Linked DNA regions of Homo sapiens: region 1 is linked to region 2. Evidence: read pairs that join two places in POLR2A ChIA-PET (ENCODE). Cell type or tissue: IMR-90. All regions are shown on one strand. Each heading gives the region's core, and the rest is flanking DNA. Links, peaks and the distances in the headings are about the cores only.

What was found. Peaks named below come from ENCODE experiments on the same cell type or tissue, not always from the same donor. Only the 100,000 strongest peaks of a DNase experiment are listed, where the experiment ranks them.
Region 1: POLR2A ChIA-PET joins it to region 2 with 20 read pairs; 4 of 35 experiments call an interaction of 5 or more read pairs at or near these places.

What each region holds. Positions count from the first base shown.
Region 1 is chr9:110,873,078-110,881,414 of GRCh38, reverse strand. It overlaps LPAR1 (lysophosphatidic acid receptor 1), which reads left to right. Exons shown (of 6, transcript NM_001351411.2): 6 at 5,693-8,152. The coding sequence ends at 5,994. Among named protein-coding and RNA genes, the nearest start is that of LPAR1, 160 kb to the left of the region's middle. In IMR-90, for the core only: no CTCF peak of the experiment used is centred there; no DNase peak of the experiment used is centred there; H3K27ac peaks cover 1,918 bases.
Region 2 is chr9:111,026,775-111,035,111 of GRCh38, reverse strand. All of the region lies in intron 2 of LPAR1 (lysophosphatidic acid receptor 1), which reads left to right. Among named protein-coding and RNA genes, the nearest start is that of LPAR1, 7.5 kb to the left of the region's middle. In IMR-90, for the core only: no CTCF peak of the experiment used is centred there; no DNase peak of the experiment used is centred there; H3K27ac peaks cover 406 bases.

The sequences.
Region 1 (8,337 bases), core at 1,656-6,655, 150 kb after region 2:
AAACTGTCACCCAGGAATGTTAAAAAGAGAACATAATGAGTATTCTGCTCTGCTTTAGAGCTCTGTATGGTGTTATTATCCTTCTCTAAAAGATAAATGTTGCTCTCAAGAGTGAGTAATGAAAATACTAGAGCACATCATACAATAAATGAAATCATGAAACTTTAAATGTATGCAACATGTGCTGTGACCAGGAAGGAATGGCAGTGTTGAACACCAAACTAGATGGAGTAAAATTGGTATCAGGGTGGAAATAATATAGAACAATAATACTGTGGAGATACCTCAGGTAAATTATATAGTTTCAATAGTCAGGAAAAAAGATTTTTTAATTAATCTGGGTTATTCTTTTAGAAAAAGCGTTAATCTCAAAAAGCCATCCACATACACCCCCATTATAATGAACCCTTAGCTGCAAGACTGGGGAAGAATAAGCTTTGCATCTGTGGCCACTTTTTCTGACATAGGCTCTGTTAAGATACATAGCATTGAAGGATTTCCTAGCTAACTATGTAGTATGTGTGTACCTTAATAGCAGAAATCACAACGTAACTACAGAGATGAACTAAAATTTGATTAGATTCTGGGATACCACGCTGCCTGACCTGAGGGAATAAACAATTTAGGGAAAACAGAAAAAGCAACTTAGGCACTCATTTATTTTCTCCCTTGATTCCCACCGCAGGTCTCTGAGATGGGACTGTTTCTGGGATCCTCATTTGAAAAACAAGAAGAGTGAGGCCACCTTGGGCACAGTGCTGTTGTAGAATTGATTTACCTTGACTTGTTTTGGATCTATGGGATGTCTGGTTCTTTTGTAAAAACACAACTTTGCCAGCCAGACTAGAAACGCTTTCTGTGTTTTTCATCAAAAATCTTGGACACTGTCTCTAGAGGTCTTCTCTGGCAAGGACTGTTTTCCTCTTTAACTTTGGTTCTTGCATTCCATATGTAAGCAAAGTTCAACTAGTTAGGAAAAAGTCATTCTAGAAAAAAAGACTGTAATTGTGAGACCAGATGGTAAGCATTATTCAGCTGATGAGGTTGGATAGATTTGAGGGAAGGTGTGGTAATATGATCTCGATCTGCAGCTGTGACCTGTTGTTCCAAAACAGCCTCATTCCTCCCTGCCTTTTGCGTCTGCATTCCAGCACCTCTCCCTCCATCTTTGTGGGCATTGGGGTTCTCACAGATTGCTTTGACAGATGCATCAGGGAGGAATAAAGCTTGTTCAAGGAAGAACAACCCACGGATCTGTTTTGAATATCCTCCACCCCATGTTACTTGTAATATTGGCAAATCAGGGGACAATATAACCACTTTTGTTCAGCGTGCTGTGAGACAGTTTCCCATGACACAAATTGCCATGAGCCTATTTAGATGTAATTAAGGCATTTCCATTAGATGTCTTGCAGGTACCTCAAACTAAACACATACTGAACCCAGCTCATCAGCTGTCTTCTTCTCCTTACCTCCCTTACAAAACACCAGTAAACATTTTCTCCTGTGTTTCCTCCTTCAACCAAAGTGAAAATTTAGAAGTCATTCTAGACTTCTCTGTCTCATCCATCTCATGGAGTCCGTCTCCTAAATACTTCTCCAGTCCTTCTATATCTCTTCCCAGTGCTGCTGTCCTGATTCTGGCTTTCATTATCTCTCTTCTGGAATTTGGAAATAGTTTTGCCTTTACTTTATTTTCTTCTTCCACTCTGTCACCAATGTTGTGTCTTAAATGAAAATCTGACCAGTAAGGCCAATGAGATTACAATCCCATAGTGGGAGGTGTGGGTGAAGGTCTTTATTTTTTAAAGAAGCTCTGCAGACTATTGTAATGTGTGGCTAGGGTTGAGAATGTATGCTGGACTGGACAAATTTCAAATAGCCAGATATACAAGACCTTTGTGACCTTGGACATCTTATCTTCTGCTACTTCTGTTTCTGATGTTACAATAAATAACCACACTTCTTCATCCTTTTTTTTTTTTTTTTTTTTTTTTGAGATGGAGTCTTGCTCTGTCACTCAGGCTGGAGTGTGGTGGTGTGAGCTTGGCTCACTGCAACCTCTGCCTCCTGGGTTCAAGTGATTCTCCTGCCTCAGCCTCCCAAGTAGCTGGGACCACAGGTGTGCGCCACCACGCCTGGCTAATTTTTGTATTTTTAGTAGAGATGCGGTTTCACCGTTGTTGGCCAGGCTGGTCTCAAACTCCTGACCTCAGGTGATCCACCCACCTCGGCCTCCCAAAGTGCTAGGATTACAGGCGTGAGCTCCCGCACCGGGCCCTTCCTCTTACTTTCATACTGTTGCATACCATTCATCGGTGTTGTGCCTGGGTTTGTGGGATTCTTCTATCAGAAATGTGCTGGAAATATACAAACTACTCAAAGCACTATGACTACTGAGTACTATATTTCATTCCCCATCTTGGTAGGTGATGGCATTGACCCATGAGAACCTCCAAAATGATTTGCTTCCCTATGTTGTCTCTCTATTCCCTCTTGTTATCTTCTTCATACCCAACTGCAAGTCCTAGGAATCTCTTTATAATCAGGATAGTATTGTCTCAGAGCCTTTTGACATGCCAGCTCTTTCTTGTCCAAAACACATTTTCACATTCTGCCCTTGGAGAATCTATCCTAGGGCTCTGCAACGCCAGCGTGCCACTCACGTAAGTCATGGTGGTCAGGTAGATGCACAGTTTATAGAGGGCTTTTACAAGTTGTATCTCAGTTTGATCCTCACTGTGCCATGTGGAGGAGGCAGGGAGCTATTATTTCTCCACTTCAGAGGTGCTGAGATGGAGGTGTTTTAACTCTTATCAACCTTTCAGGTGTACGCTGAACTCTCTGTAGATTACATGTTGATGGGGTCCACAATGCACATCTCAAGTCCTGTAACCTGATTGAATTATGGTTAGCTCCTTACTATTAAAGGGGTTTAGGTGTGGTTTATTATTGTTTTCAGAAGCTCAAGGGGAAATCCTTAATTTGAGCAAAATTTATTTCAGAATATCCATTCATTGTGGGTTAGGAACCTCATCCCTTACAATTTTCCAGCCCCCATTTTCGTCTTCTGTAGTGCATCCTCATCTTTTGGTCAGTTTGATCCTTGAGGCCTCTGTGAAATAGAAAGGAGGGGGAGGGGGGCGCAGAATTTCCATATGATTGGTTTTAGATGTTGATTTCGGAGGCCTGTACTGTGAGTCACTGAAATTATTGGATTGAGTCTTGAAGATCCAAACACAGAGTGTTGGGACTGTGTGGTTGGGCTTAATCCTAGTACAAAAACCAGTTCCTTTCAGTGAAGAAGATAAAGGAGAGGAATCCAGGTTCCTCAATGAAGCATCCATACATAGAAGCTCCTGTGTCAGGCTGTGGTGTTTCCCACTTCCTGCCTTCAGTCTAGCAGGGTTCCTTGCATTTCTTGGTCTAAAAGTAAGGCTTATGGGCTCTTTCTGGAAAGATCTTACACCTTTTAAATTTTAACATGGGAAGAAATTATAAACAACAAATGACAGTGTTTGAATTCTCTCACTTTTGAGCAAAGTCAAGCAGCTTAAGTATGAGAGAATAAAGATATTCCCTTCTGTTGCCCAGAAGGAGAAAAAGATCATTTTATTTAAAATCTAGCTATTGAGATGCATGTTCCTTGTGTCTAATCAAGTTCTGAATTTGAACTCAATTAGAGCTTTGATAAAAGGAAGGGGAAAGGAAACTTGAAAGAATGCTGTTCCATTCATGAAGGGACTGTGTGTTTTTAGTTTCCAAGTAAATGGCATAATGGGACCATGCATTTTCCATCCAAGCATTTTCCATCCTGAGAATAATTCCCTTCCTGGCTTCTCAATGAATAATGCATTATTTCTGAAACCCAAGAGGCATTCCTTTGATTTTCCTTTATGTTTAGCTTTCTGAGTGATTTTCAAGCAAGGAAATTCAAGGACTTGGAATGAATGCTTTATTAACATTTTTATTGAAGTTCAAATTGCTCCTTGGCTATTATCTCCTGATATTTGAAATATTTTTTTCTCTCCAAGGAAAGTCTAAGGTGTTGTATTTATTAGAAAATGAAGTACCTTGGCCAATCTTCAAAGTGAACAGCAGTTTAAAACCAATACACATTTGTGTTGTAGAACAAAGAGCTTTATGGGGGTACTTTTCTCCTTTATTTTCATTTCCCTGCTGAAAAGTTTCACAAAAGAAAGCTCAGATTCAAAAGTGGGCTGTTTGGAGACTAAATCTCATTTGTTTACATTTTGTGAAACTAATTCCTTGAGGCTGGACCAAATCCATGACCCCAGTCCAAGCCTGCATCCACCAAAGCCAGCGCCATTTAAATCTGAAGATGCAAATGCCCTTCTGGGGTTGCTCCTACTTCCGCTCTGCCTGATTACACATATGTAGCCTGCCTGATTACACATATGGGGCCCATTAGGTGAGGTGTAATGGGACACAGTGGTGCCCACCGCTGTTGGCTCATGTTCTTTCAGTAGAAGATCCCCAGCAGAGTCTGGAGTAACACAGTGGTAGGATTTAATGCTATTTTACAACCTCCATTTTCCTGGGATCCAAATGATGAGTGATTTCAGAAACTAAATGAAATAGAATTAAGCATCTCATCTATATTTTCATTCCTCTTACAGTTATAGTAAAATTGTAATGATTCAGAATAATTGGGGGAAGAAAGAGAACAAAGTTGATCTAAATTAGTAGAACATCTGAAATAGTAAATTTGGTTTAAAATATTTAATGTTATCATTTTCAAGATATAGAAATGTAATATTTTCTAGAGCTTGAACTCTGGAGGCAGCCTCTAAGAACAGAAACTCTGGGATTTTTCTGCTTTCCAGTACTGTGGCCTTGAGCCAGTTATATAAACTTTCTGGGTCTCAGTTCCTTCATCTGTACAATGGGGATATTAGTTTCTATGTCATATGGCTACTGTGAAAATTCAATAAATTATTACTGGTAAAGCATATAGGACAGCACTATGTGGGTAGTTGTTGAATAAAAATAAAACATAGATCTTGTCATTGAAAATCACAATTTCCAAACAGGCCCATGCTACTCAGCAGGTAATAATTATTATTGTTATTGTAGATACAGATTGAGTGATTATTTCCTTAACACTTGTTTAATCCATACAACAAACCTTATGAGGTGTAAATATAATCATCTGCATTTTCAGATGGGAAAATTAAGGAAAGAAAGTAGTTTGCCTAAGTTCACCCAGTTTATTACATGTCAAACAAAGATTTGGGCCCAGACAACCTGAATCCAGAAACTATGCCTTAATTAAACATTAAAGGACACTTATCATTCGTGCTTATCTTTTGCCTGAAAATAACACTGCTATTAAAAACCATGTTGTTATGTGAGGTGAAGTGTTTCCTGAATGCAGTTTTTCATATCTCAATTGCTTATCAAACTCTTTGTGTTTTGCTCAAAATAATAATCATCAATGTCTCATAATTGCTTGATTTTAGTAACGTCCAAAATAAAATTTTAAGTTGACTATCGTTAAATTTTTTCTGATTTTCTCAGGAAATGAGTATTTCATTTGCGACAATGGTGGCTTCCAACTTCAGTATTTTTATATTGAACTGAAATCATTTCACTTTATGGTCGCATGTTTTATAATATTTTTTCATTCTCTTTTTAAAAATCCTTCTGATCCCTATCCTTGTCCTTGTAGGGGCCTTTATCATCTGCTGGACTCCTGGATTGGTTTTGTTACTTCTAGACGTGTGCTGTCCACAGTGCGACGTGCTGGCCTATGAGAAATTCTTCCTTCTCCTTGCTGAATTCAACTCTGCCATGAACCCCATCATTTACTCCTACCGCGACAAAGAAATGAGCGCCACCTTTAGGCAGATCCTCTGCTGCCAGCGCAGTGAGAACCCCACCGGCCCCACAGAAGGCTCAGACCGCTCGGCTTCCTCCCTCAACCACACCATCTTGGCTGGAGTTCACAGCAATGACCACTCTGTGGTTTAGAACGGAAACTGAGATGAGGAACCAGCCGTCCTCTCTTGGAGGATAAACAGCCTCCCCCTACCCAATTGCCAGGGCAAGGTGGGGTGTGAGAGAGGAGAAAAGTCAACTCATGTACTTAAACACTAACCAATGACAGTATTTGTTCCTGGACCCCACAAGACTTGATATATATTGAAAATTAGCTTATGTGACAACCCTCATCTTGATCCCCATCCCTTCTGAAAGTAGGAAGTTGGAGCTCTTGCAATGGAATTCAAGAACAGACTCTGGAGTGTCCATTTAGACTACACTAACTAGACTTTTAAAAGATTTTGTGTGGTTTGGTGCAAGTCAGAATAAATTCTGGCTAGTTGAATCCACAACTTCATTTATATACAGGCTTCCCTTTTTTATTTTTAAAGGATACGTTTCACTTAATAAACACGTTTATGCCTATCAGCATGTTTGTGATGGATGAGACTATGGACTGCTTTTAAACTACCATAATTCCATTTTTTCCCTTACATAGGAAAACTGTAAGTTGGAATTATCTTTTGTTTAGAAAGCATGCATGTAATGTATGTATGCAGTATGCCTTACTTAAAAAGATTAAAAGGATACTAATGTTAAATCTTCTAGGAAATAGAACCTAGACTTCAAAGCCAGTATTTGTTTAGGTCATGAAGCAAACAATGCTCTAATCACAATATTAACTGTTTAATTAAAATGTTGTAACAAGTATAAAACAGGGAATGTAAGTTTATTACCAAAGTGATATGTATTCCAAAAAAGTCATAGAAGATGAAGCACTATAATATTGTTCCCATATATTTAAAATACCCAAGTACATTCTAATTACCAGTATATCAGAGGAAAATTTTCGTAGTCTTTGTAAAATAATATACTCATCATAGAAAACTTGAAAAATGCAGAAATGTATAAAAAAGCAAAAATGATTACTGATAATATCACAACCCAGAAGTAACCACCTTTAAAAAGCAACCCCCATGTATGCCTATATGTGTATTGTATACTTTTTTTACATAATTGGAGTCATACTGTAAACAGTTTTATAAGTAGATCTTTTTCATTGCAAAATTGCCACATTTTCTTATGGCATTAAAAATTTTACAAAAACATAATTTTAATGGCTATATTATATTCCATTTAATGGATGCAACTCAGTTTATTTAACCATTCCCATGTTGTTAACTATTTAGGTTGTTTCTAATTTTCATTATTATAAAGTTGCAGAAATTTGGTGTACATAAAACTGTCTCCATATAATTGATTATTAGGATATATTCCCATGAAGGATTCTTTTTTTAAAAAAATGTGAAATGTCATCTTGTACTTACACCTTTCATGAAAAGGGATTTCCTGCTTTTGTACTGCATGGGTGGCAGTTGTGAGGAAAAGCCAGTCAAATGACCTTTTTACAAAAGAAATGCAGTGGTCACTTCAGTTGAGAGTGACTTTTTAATACAACAAGATCAACTAGAAGAATTCAACTGTCTCAAGAATCAAGGTACCCCAATATATCTCGCAATTCCAAACTTTGTTTGAGGGACTCGTTATCCAGCTCTTGGTAGCCACACCTGCAATGTAAAATGGAAGAAAATGCAAAGAAACCAAATGTGCCGAGTGAATAAAGGATTGTCATATCAATTAGTGTGGGTCCATCTGTAGCAAATGGGTTGAGTGTGTCAGTATGTGGTTGGTTACTGTGTATTCGCCAGGAATCACCCCGATAGGCTGCCACCCTATTAGGTGATACCTGTTTAATATGTTGTCCAGGTAGACTAGTAGTTGCATCAGTTTGCTGTAACAAGTAACCAGTGAGGTAACACAGTGGTGAAGCAGGTCAGGGGAGGTCAGGAGGATGTCTGAGAGAAAGAAGTCCGGGAGATGAATGGCTGTCTAGGAAGGAGGATGTCAGTGCACGGTTAGTGTTTGAGCAGAGGGCAGACTTGTAAAGTACCTGTAGTGAAAAGAATGTGGGGACCCGATTAGCAGAAAGGTGTTTGCACGTACTTTATACAAAATACAGAATACTTTATATTGGAAGTGAAAGAAATGAACGTGGACTTTTACACATGTGCATATTTTTCTGGAGGCTATATGGATTATTTGAAATGAAAAGCATACTAATTGGACTTTAATAAATCATTTTCAATCAGCGTTTGGTAATGTGTGGTTCTGGTCAGTGCTATTTCTCTTGTTCGAGAGTCTTCCAGCTTGCATTGCGTGGGTGTTTTTCCCACTATGACCTCCTTTATTTCTCTGTAACAAGGGCTGCTTAACCCTGAGGCGGAGCAACCGTGTGCTCCCCCAGCCCACAACTGCTTTTTTTCAATCTGAGTA
Region 2 (8,337 bases), core at 1,534-6,533:
GCTCCAGAAAGAACTGCAACACAGGGGGGAAAGATGCAGTGAGCCTCACGGTTCATACCGAATATGTATATGCAGTGTTGTGTAACTGGGTGGTAGCTGTAGAGTCCAAGAACTTTGGCATGCCAGGGAATGGAGAATTACGTTTTGATTCAGGGGACGAATTTATAAATGTGGCTTGAAGAATAACATATCTTTTAAAAGATGAATGGTGGGGGAATGAAGACAAAGTGAGAGTGTGGGGTGATGAAGGCTGGAAAGTTACGAAGGGACAAATTGTGGGGGACCTCTGATGTTATTTTAAGGAGTTATGCTACATGGGGATAGGGAGGCAAGGAGGAAGTATTACATAACCTCAAGATGTGGAAAGACACTGAGTAACACATATTGGGGCAGAGTGAGGGGTGCGATGATGGATGGAGGACTGGGCTTTTATTCCATTACAATCCGTGTAACTTATGGCTGCTACGTTTTAAGACACTATTGCCTGTTTACTCAAATTATATAAAGGTTGTAGAATAAACTAATAAGTAGTTTCTTCCTCCCTACTCTCCGCAAATTGATAGTGCTTTATACTTTTGAGAAATTTAATTTAGTAAAAATTAATGATGCTATTGTGTTATAGCTGGACCTTGTGGAGCCTTTTGAACATGTGGGGTTGAAGTCATTCTGCAGGCACAGAGCTGTCCAAGAAAACATTTTTTTTCCCCTCTCTTTTTTGTTTAGGGAAGGGCTTGCTGGTTAATGCTAATTTAAACATGACTCTTCTGGCAGCTGGCATTCTTGACCCTGTTTATGTTATACATGGTATTTAACCACAGTGATTGGGTATTTGCAGCACAGAAGAAAAAGAATTATTATTAGTTTGAAACCGGCATTAATGCCTCTGTAAATGATAGGGCAAGGCAGTAGATGGAAGGAGAGAGGGAAGCCAAGTAGCACACTCGGTACTGCAGTGAGAGATGACATAACCATGAGAATTCTTTAAGTTTAACTTCCAGTAGAAGTAACTTGCTTTCTATATATTTTAAATCCCTAGAGCTAAAGCATTTAACTCATTATCTTCACTCTGTGGGATCCATTTGGGAGAGGTATTCAGGAGCTTTATAGGTTCACACTTGCTCCCCAGTACCTCTGTGTCACAGGAGGATATACACTGGTTTTCAGTTGCATGTCAGAGGTGGAACTGACTTGGATGTCTTTGAATTGCTGTTGAATCTGGAGATGCTAGGGTACCCAGGAGACAGACAGGAAAAAGAAGAGGCTGGGCACGGCGGCTCATGCCTGTAATCCCAGCACTTTGGGAGGCTGAGGCGGGTGGATCACCTGAGGTCAAGAGTTTGAGACCAGCCTGGCTAACATGGTGAAACCCTGTCTCTACTAAAAATACAAAAAATTAGCCAGGTGTGATGCTGGGCGCCTGTAATCCCAGCTACTCAGGAGGCTGAGGCAGAAGAATCACTTGAACCCAGGAGGGAGAGGTTGCAGTGAGCCAAGATTGTGCCATTGCACTCCAGCCTGGGCAGACAGAGTGAGACTCCATCTCAAAAAACTTAAGAAAAAGAAAAAGAAAAAGAAGGTGGCTGAATTTCTTTCAATTACCTTGTGAATTCAATTTAATGAATGATCTTCCCAGCAGTTTGTTTTATCTTCTGCAAGGGAACTTATGTTTGGCATGTTTAATAAATTAAGTTAATTAAGTTGGAGAAGCCCAAGGTTAGTATACTTTATTTTAGGATACATTTTTGGTAGGAGAGGAGGAGGGGTGGCATGGTGGTGGTGATGATTTTATTTAAACTCTTTGGCATTTTTTAGCAGGTTAGTATGATTTCAAAGTAGTGTTGTTGTTGTATTATCAACTTGTGGGGCTGGGCCAAAGAATATTGTCTTAATACTTGCATGTCCCTGTCATCTAATCAGTGCTATAGAAACTTTAACCCTGAAGTCCATGTAAAATTGTAATTATTTTTTTCCAGAAATGAAAGAGAACTATTTTACTACATTCATGGATTTAGGTTATAATTTATTTTATTTTTGTGATACTGTTTTAAAAAAGTGATATAATGACAGGGCAGACCCTTAACTTTAGTCCAGTGCTAAAACAAACGTGCAATAAGCCTGCATGAGGCAGGGCAAGCTGTGTTTGTTGTATTATGAAAATAAAGGAAAATGTTTTCAAAACCAGCATTTTTCTCTAAAAGAAAAAATTTTGACTAATAATACCTGGCCATGGGTGGGATTTCCAGCTGTTGGTTGAAGGAAATTTTGTTCATTATGGCCATTATGTGTGCTATGTCTCTTAGAGTTTAGGATTTGCTATGCTGAGATTGCTACTGTGAACCATTCCTGTTATAGCAAGTTTCCCTATATTCATTAACTTATGTGTCTAAACAATGCTCTAGATTAGACTTTATATCGATCTGTTCTACTAAATTTTCTTCCCCTATGCCTAGGTGGTTCTCTTTGACCAACCCTTAACTGCCCTGATTCTGAAATTCTGCTCTAATTGAAGGATATTCCTGGGTCTTTGGAGGGAGAAATGGTTCAGGGGCAGAGGAAACTTTTTTTCCCCCCATCTCAGGAGCACTTAACTGACTGCCTGCTATATACCAGGCTTTGTGCTAGTTTTACTAGGGGTGAGTGTGAATAAGGCAGGATTCCCACCCTCCAGGAGGAGCTTACACACGATTAACAGATAATTACAATTCAGTGTAACAAGTGTTATGAGAGAGAAGACTTTGCGGGAGCACCAAGCGGGGGCACTTGACCCTCAGCGGTGAGGTGGTGGAGGTCAGGGAATGCTCCTGGAAGGTTAGGATCTGGAAGGATCCTGGGAGATAAACCAAGCCTAGAAGAGGTAAAAAAGGGATCAAGAGGCTTTCTATCTCCAGTTTCGCTACTCCTGGGTAGGTCAAAGTGCCTCTCTTTTTACATCTGGAAAATAAGAATAAGAACTGATATCTGGTTGGTAATTCTAGTTTTCATTTACTATGTGTTCCTTAATCCTTTATATTACTCTTTCTTCCATATTCAGTAGGCATTTGTACCCACCCTGTACTGGGAAGATAGCACTGCAGGAAACAAGATGTGGACAGACCCCTTCTCTCATGGAGCTTGCCCTCTATCATATGACATTAGTAAGAGAAGTTCTTTTAGAATGCCTTCAAACTCAGGCATATGTATCTTGTTATTCTTCCATTTTAGGAACATTTTCTCCAAGGTAGTCTCAATACTTTGAGGTGAGTTGGCCTTTCCCTTTTAAGGAAGGAGACCACAGAGCCCGGTAATCTCCTTTTCATTTTATATGCTTGAAATATTTTGCTAGGATTTATCTGTTTTAAAGTCTAGAGATAGACATAGCTGTGTTTTATCTGTAGCCCTGCCTTGCTTCCATCTCATTTTCCCTATTCTTACTTTTAACCCAACTTGTGTTTGAGATTCTTTGCTCAGTATATAGTTTGCTTTCTAGAATAATTCAAACCTAGTGCCTGTAGAAAGTCAGACTTATTTTTTATTTATTTGAGATAGGGTCTTGGAGTGCAGTGGCATAATCCTGGCTCACGGCAGCTTTGACCTCCTGGGCTCAAGCTATTCTCCCACTACAGCCTTCCAAGTAGCTGGGACCGCAGGTGTGTGCCGCTATGCCTGGCTATTTTTTTTCTTTTTCTTTCTTTCTTCTTCTTTCTTTTTCTTTTCTTTTTTTTTTTCTTTTTTTTTTTTTAAAGAAATGGGCTCTCACTACATTACCCAGGCTGTTCTCAAACTCCTGGGCTCAAGGGATCCTCTCACCTTGGCCTCCCAAAGTGTTGGGATGACAGCTGTGAGCCACCGCATCTGGCTAATACTTATTTTGAAGTCACCCTGTCATGGTGCTTTGCTTCACTAATGTATTTCACTTATGATCTTGAAGTCACTCAGGGATACAAACACAATAAAATGCATCCCAACCAGGAGAGGGTAGCTGCATTCATTTACAAAATTTTTTTTTGCAATGATTCAAACACTATAGATGTGTCTAAAGTAAATGTAAAAATCTCTCTCTGCCACTTTAACCTTACCCATCTGATATCAGTTTGTTCCATAGCCTTCCATAGTTGTCCTTTTACTTATACAAACCTACAAAAATTAATATTTATGTATATTTATGTGTGTGTGGGATAAGTGTGGATATGTTTATACATACTCATATGTATGTTTGTGTGTGTATCTGTCTGTGCCTGCCTCCATTTTCTTTTGCTTTAGAGAGGCTATACTTGAGGCTGCCATCAAGAGTGAGAAGTTTGAAGCTGGAAGAGCCTGCATGGGCCCTTCTTGAACTGGTGCAGCATGTGCAGCATGACATCACTCAAGAGTTCTTGTCAGAGTGATAATGAATGTCTGGCTATTGTAAACGGGAATAAGAAAACTATTTCCAGCTGTGTGACAACCAAGACGACAAAAAGCATTGCAGAGAATATTATTGCCACAAGGACCCTGCTTCATCTGGGTCTCAGACGACGGGAGGAGGGGCATTTTGGAGCACGTGTTTGGCATCTGTGAACCTTTTGTTAGGTAGAAAACAAGGCCTGAATGAAAGGCCTTTCAACCACTTCTGGAGCAGAGAAGATAGGTAGAGTTACTCATTATAGGCAGGTTTCATTGTAGGAGTATTCAGTGAGGACCCCCGCCTTGGAAGTCTGTAATCAGCAGATGATAAGGATGGTGTGTTCTTACTAAGAGAATAACACAACTGAAACAGAATTGCCTTTTGTTAAGGGGATGCTTTGCCTTCTTGGACTACGATTGTGGGGAGAAGGATTATTGTCAACTAAGTGAGGCATTCATTCTGTACCCACTATTTATTGTAGTTCCACAGAGAACTGCTTGCTTTACTTTCTGACTAGGCACAGAAAAGTAAAGGTTCAAAGGCTAGGGCAAGATGACTGACTTTTCCAGATTTAGCACAATCTGTTCTCTGGTCACTTTGAGACGCTGTCAGTTTAGTTTCATGCAGCTGATATCTTGGAGAACTTCTGTGTCCTTACGTTTGGCTGAGGACACTAAATTTTTTTTTTTTTTTTTTTTTTTTTGAGGCAGAGCCTCACTTTATTGCCCAGGCTGGAGTGCAATGGCACGATCTTGGCTCACTGCCTCCTGGGTTCAAGCAATTCTCTTGCCTCAGCCTTCCAAGTAGCTGGGACCACAGGCGTGCACCACCATGCCTGGCTAATTTTTTTTGTATTTTTTGGTAGAGATGGGGTTTCACTGTGTTGGCCAGGCTGGTCTTGAACTCCTGGCCTCAAGTGAACCACCCGCCTCGGCCTCTCAAAGTGCTGGGTTTACAGGCCCAAGCCACCGTGCCTGGCCTGAGGACACTAAAATTAAAAAAAAATTAAGAAAGTACGGTCCCCGCTCTTGAGTAGCTCATGAACATGGAGCGATATGGACTCAAATGATTAAGATCAGGTAGGTAGTGATGAATACGGTAAACCAAGTTTCAAACAAAGAGCTGTCTGCATATCTGAGGATGGAGAGGGTAAGTCAGCCTTAGAGGAGGGAAATGACTTGCAGCAGGATGCCAGCCTCAATGGTCTGTGGAGCTCATTCCATGCAGAAGAGTAATGAGGAAGACCCAGTGAGTGACAGGCTTGGGGAGGAGTGCCTGAAATTGACGGTTTGTGGCAGGAAGTGGTGGGACCAATCTCGAAGCTTGTGGAGGTAGAAGGGTACTGGAGACTACTGTGGACAAAAAAGGGCATGTTGATGCCATTACCAGACAGGACACGAGAGCATGATGATTGTTGCAGTGAGGCTTGTTAGTTTTAGACATGTCTAAAACCATGCAGGCAGAGATTTTCAGCTGGTGGCTGGCAATTTGAGTTTGAAGTTTAGCTGAGAAGTCAGTTGGCAGTATTCAGGCATAATTGCTAAATGTAGAAGTAAATGCCAGTAAAATGTGTGTGATAAGCTGGAGAGCACTTTTAGAGTGAAAAGATTGATATATTTTAACAAGGACAAGGCTTATTTCAATTCTTTAGGTTATTTTTCTTTAGCAGATTAAAGTAGTTTTATCGGTTATCAAGCATTTGTTGAGCGTTTACTATGGCTTCTCTTGATAGGTGGTCCTGGGGAGATAGGAAGGAAATGGTGCAAATTTCAACAATACCCACTGGGGTGAACAAAAAATCCCTGAAACACCCCATTCCAGCTATTGTTATCTGGAAAAAAATCCTTACAATAATTAGATGGTGATTTGACGTCTGGGGGAAGTTGCAGATATAGTTTTAATTTACTGTAGGACTAGTGGCAGTGAGTCTCATATTGCTGTCATATAAAAGGTAAACCTTCCAGAAGAACTTTGGAAATTTCAGTAGCCTAAAGACCACGCTTTGAGAAACTCGTAAAGGTTTGTCATAGAGGTTTTAAAAGTCTGATCAAATAATTTTAAGCTTTAGTTGCCTACTAAAAAGTAGGATGCAGTACAAGTTTGTCCTTTACTTGGTAAAAAAAAAAAAAAGTCTTTTTCTAATTAAGAATTTATTTTCACCTTAGATAATTTTATTGGCATGCCTTTTTGCATGCAAGATAGAAAAAAGACAAGTTTATTCTTAGTTTTCTTTTTTCTAAGCCATTATGATTCTTTTAAATTATACTCATTTCAATTTGATAGGAAAAAACAGTATATGCTCATTTTAAAATATGTGGAATGTACAGGGATTCATGTGTAGTTCCATCACTTAAGATTGACTTTCTTGCTAGGCATGGTGGCTCATGCTGGAAATCCCATCACTTTGGGAGGCCAAGGTGGGCAGATCACTTGAGGTCAGGAGTTCAAGACCAGCCTGGCCAACATGATAAAACCCTGTCTCTACTAAAAATACAAAAATTAGCTGGATGTGCTCTCTTGAACCCAGGAGGCTAAGGTTGCAGTGAGCAGAGTTTGTGCCACTGCACTCCAGCCTGGGTGACAGAGTGAGATTCTGCCTCAAAAAAAAAAAAAAAATTCTTATTCCATTTTGGGATAATTTCTTGCAGTTTTAAAAATATTTGCTTTTACGGAATATTTAACAGCATTCTCCTTTGTATCATAAGTATGTACACAGGCCATTAAAATCTTTCATTTTTAATTTCTAATGACTACATATTAGTCACACTATTTAATGTGTGTGTGACTGATTAAACATACCTAATTATGTTTAGTCATTCCCTTTCTCCGCTTGCTTCTTTTTTTTTTTTTTTTTTTTTTTTTTGAGGACTTGTGCTTCTCTGCCCATATTTCAGTGTTGATGTTCCCAGAGTTCTATCCTTACTCTAAATGATCTCCATTTTTGAGCTTATCCACACAGTGGACTGTGGTTTCCTGGTCTTTGTCCTTCTGCCTAGGATGTTCTTTCCTAGGTATCCACATGCCTGCTCTCATTATTTTCATGTCTTAACTCAAAGGTCAACTTTGAGTTAAGGCTTTCTATCACTACATTTAAAATTGTGTGACCTTTCCTGTCTACCCAGCTTGCCTGATATTTTCTTCTCCATTGCACTTTTCTTCTGACTTCTTAGATGAGGACAGGACTTAAAAAAAATTGTATTTTTATTTTCTGCTGTTTCCCCAAAATATTTTTCTTGTTTTGTTTCTTAAAGACCATGTCTTGTTCTGTCACCCAGGCTGGAGTTCAGTTGCTCAGTCATAGCTCACTGTGGCCTCAAACTCCTGGGCTCAAACCATCCTCTTGCTTCAGCTTCCTGAGTAGCTGGGACTGTGAGCACATGCCACCATGTTTGGTTATTTATTTATTTATTTATTTATTTTTTGGGTAGAGACAGGGTCTTGCTTTATTACCCAGGCTAGTCTTGAACTCTCACCTTGACTTCCCAAACTGTTGGGATTGCAGGCATGAACGCCGCACCTGGCCTGTTGATTTGGGGTGGAGCGTTCTGAAATTGAGGCAGTAATTAATAGCCTACCAACCAAAAAAAGCCCAGGACCAGACAGATTCACAACTGCATTCCACCAAAGTTACAAAGAGGAGCTGGTACCATTCCTTCTGAAACTATTCCAAATAATAGAAAAAGAGGGACTCCTCCCTAGTCCATTTTATGAGGCCAGCATCATCCTGATACTAAAACCTGGCAGAGACACAACAAAAAAAGAAAATTTCAGGCCAATATCCCTGATGAACATTGATGCGAAAATCCTCAATAAAATACTGGCAAACTGAATCCAGCAGCACATTAAAAAGCTTATCCACCACAATCAAGTTGGCTTCATCCCTGGGATGCAAAGCAGGTTCGGTGTATACAAATCAATAAACGTAATCCATCGCATAAACAGAACCAATGACAAAAACCACATGATTATCTCAA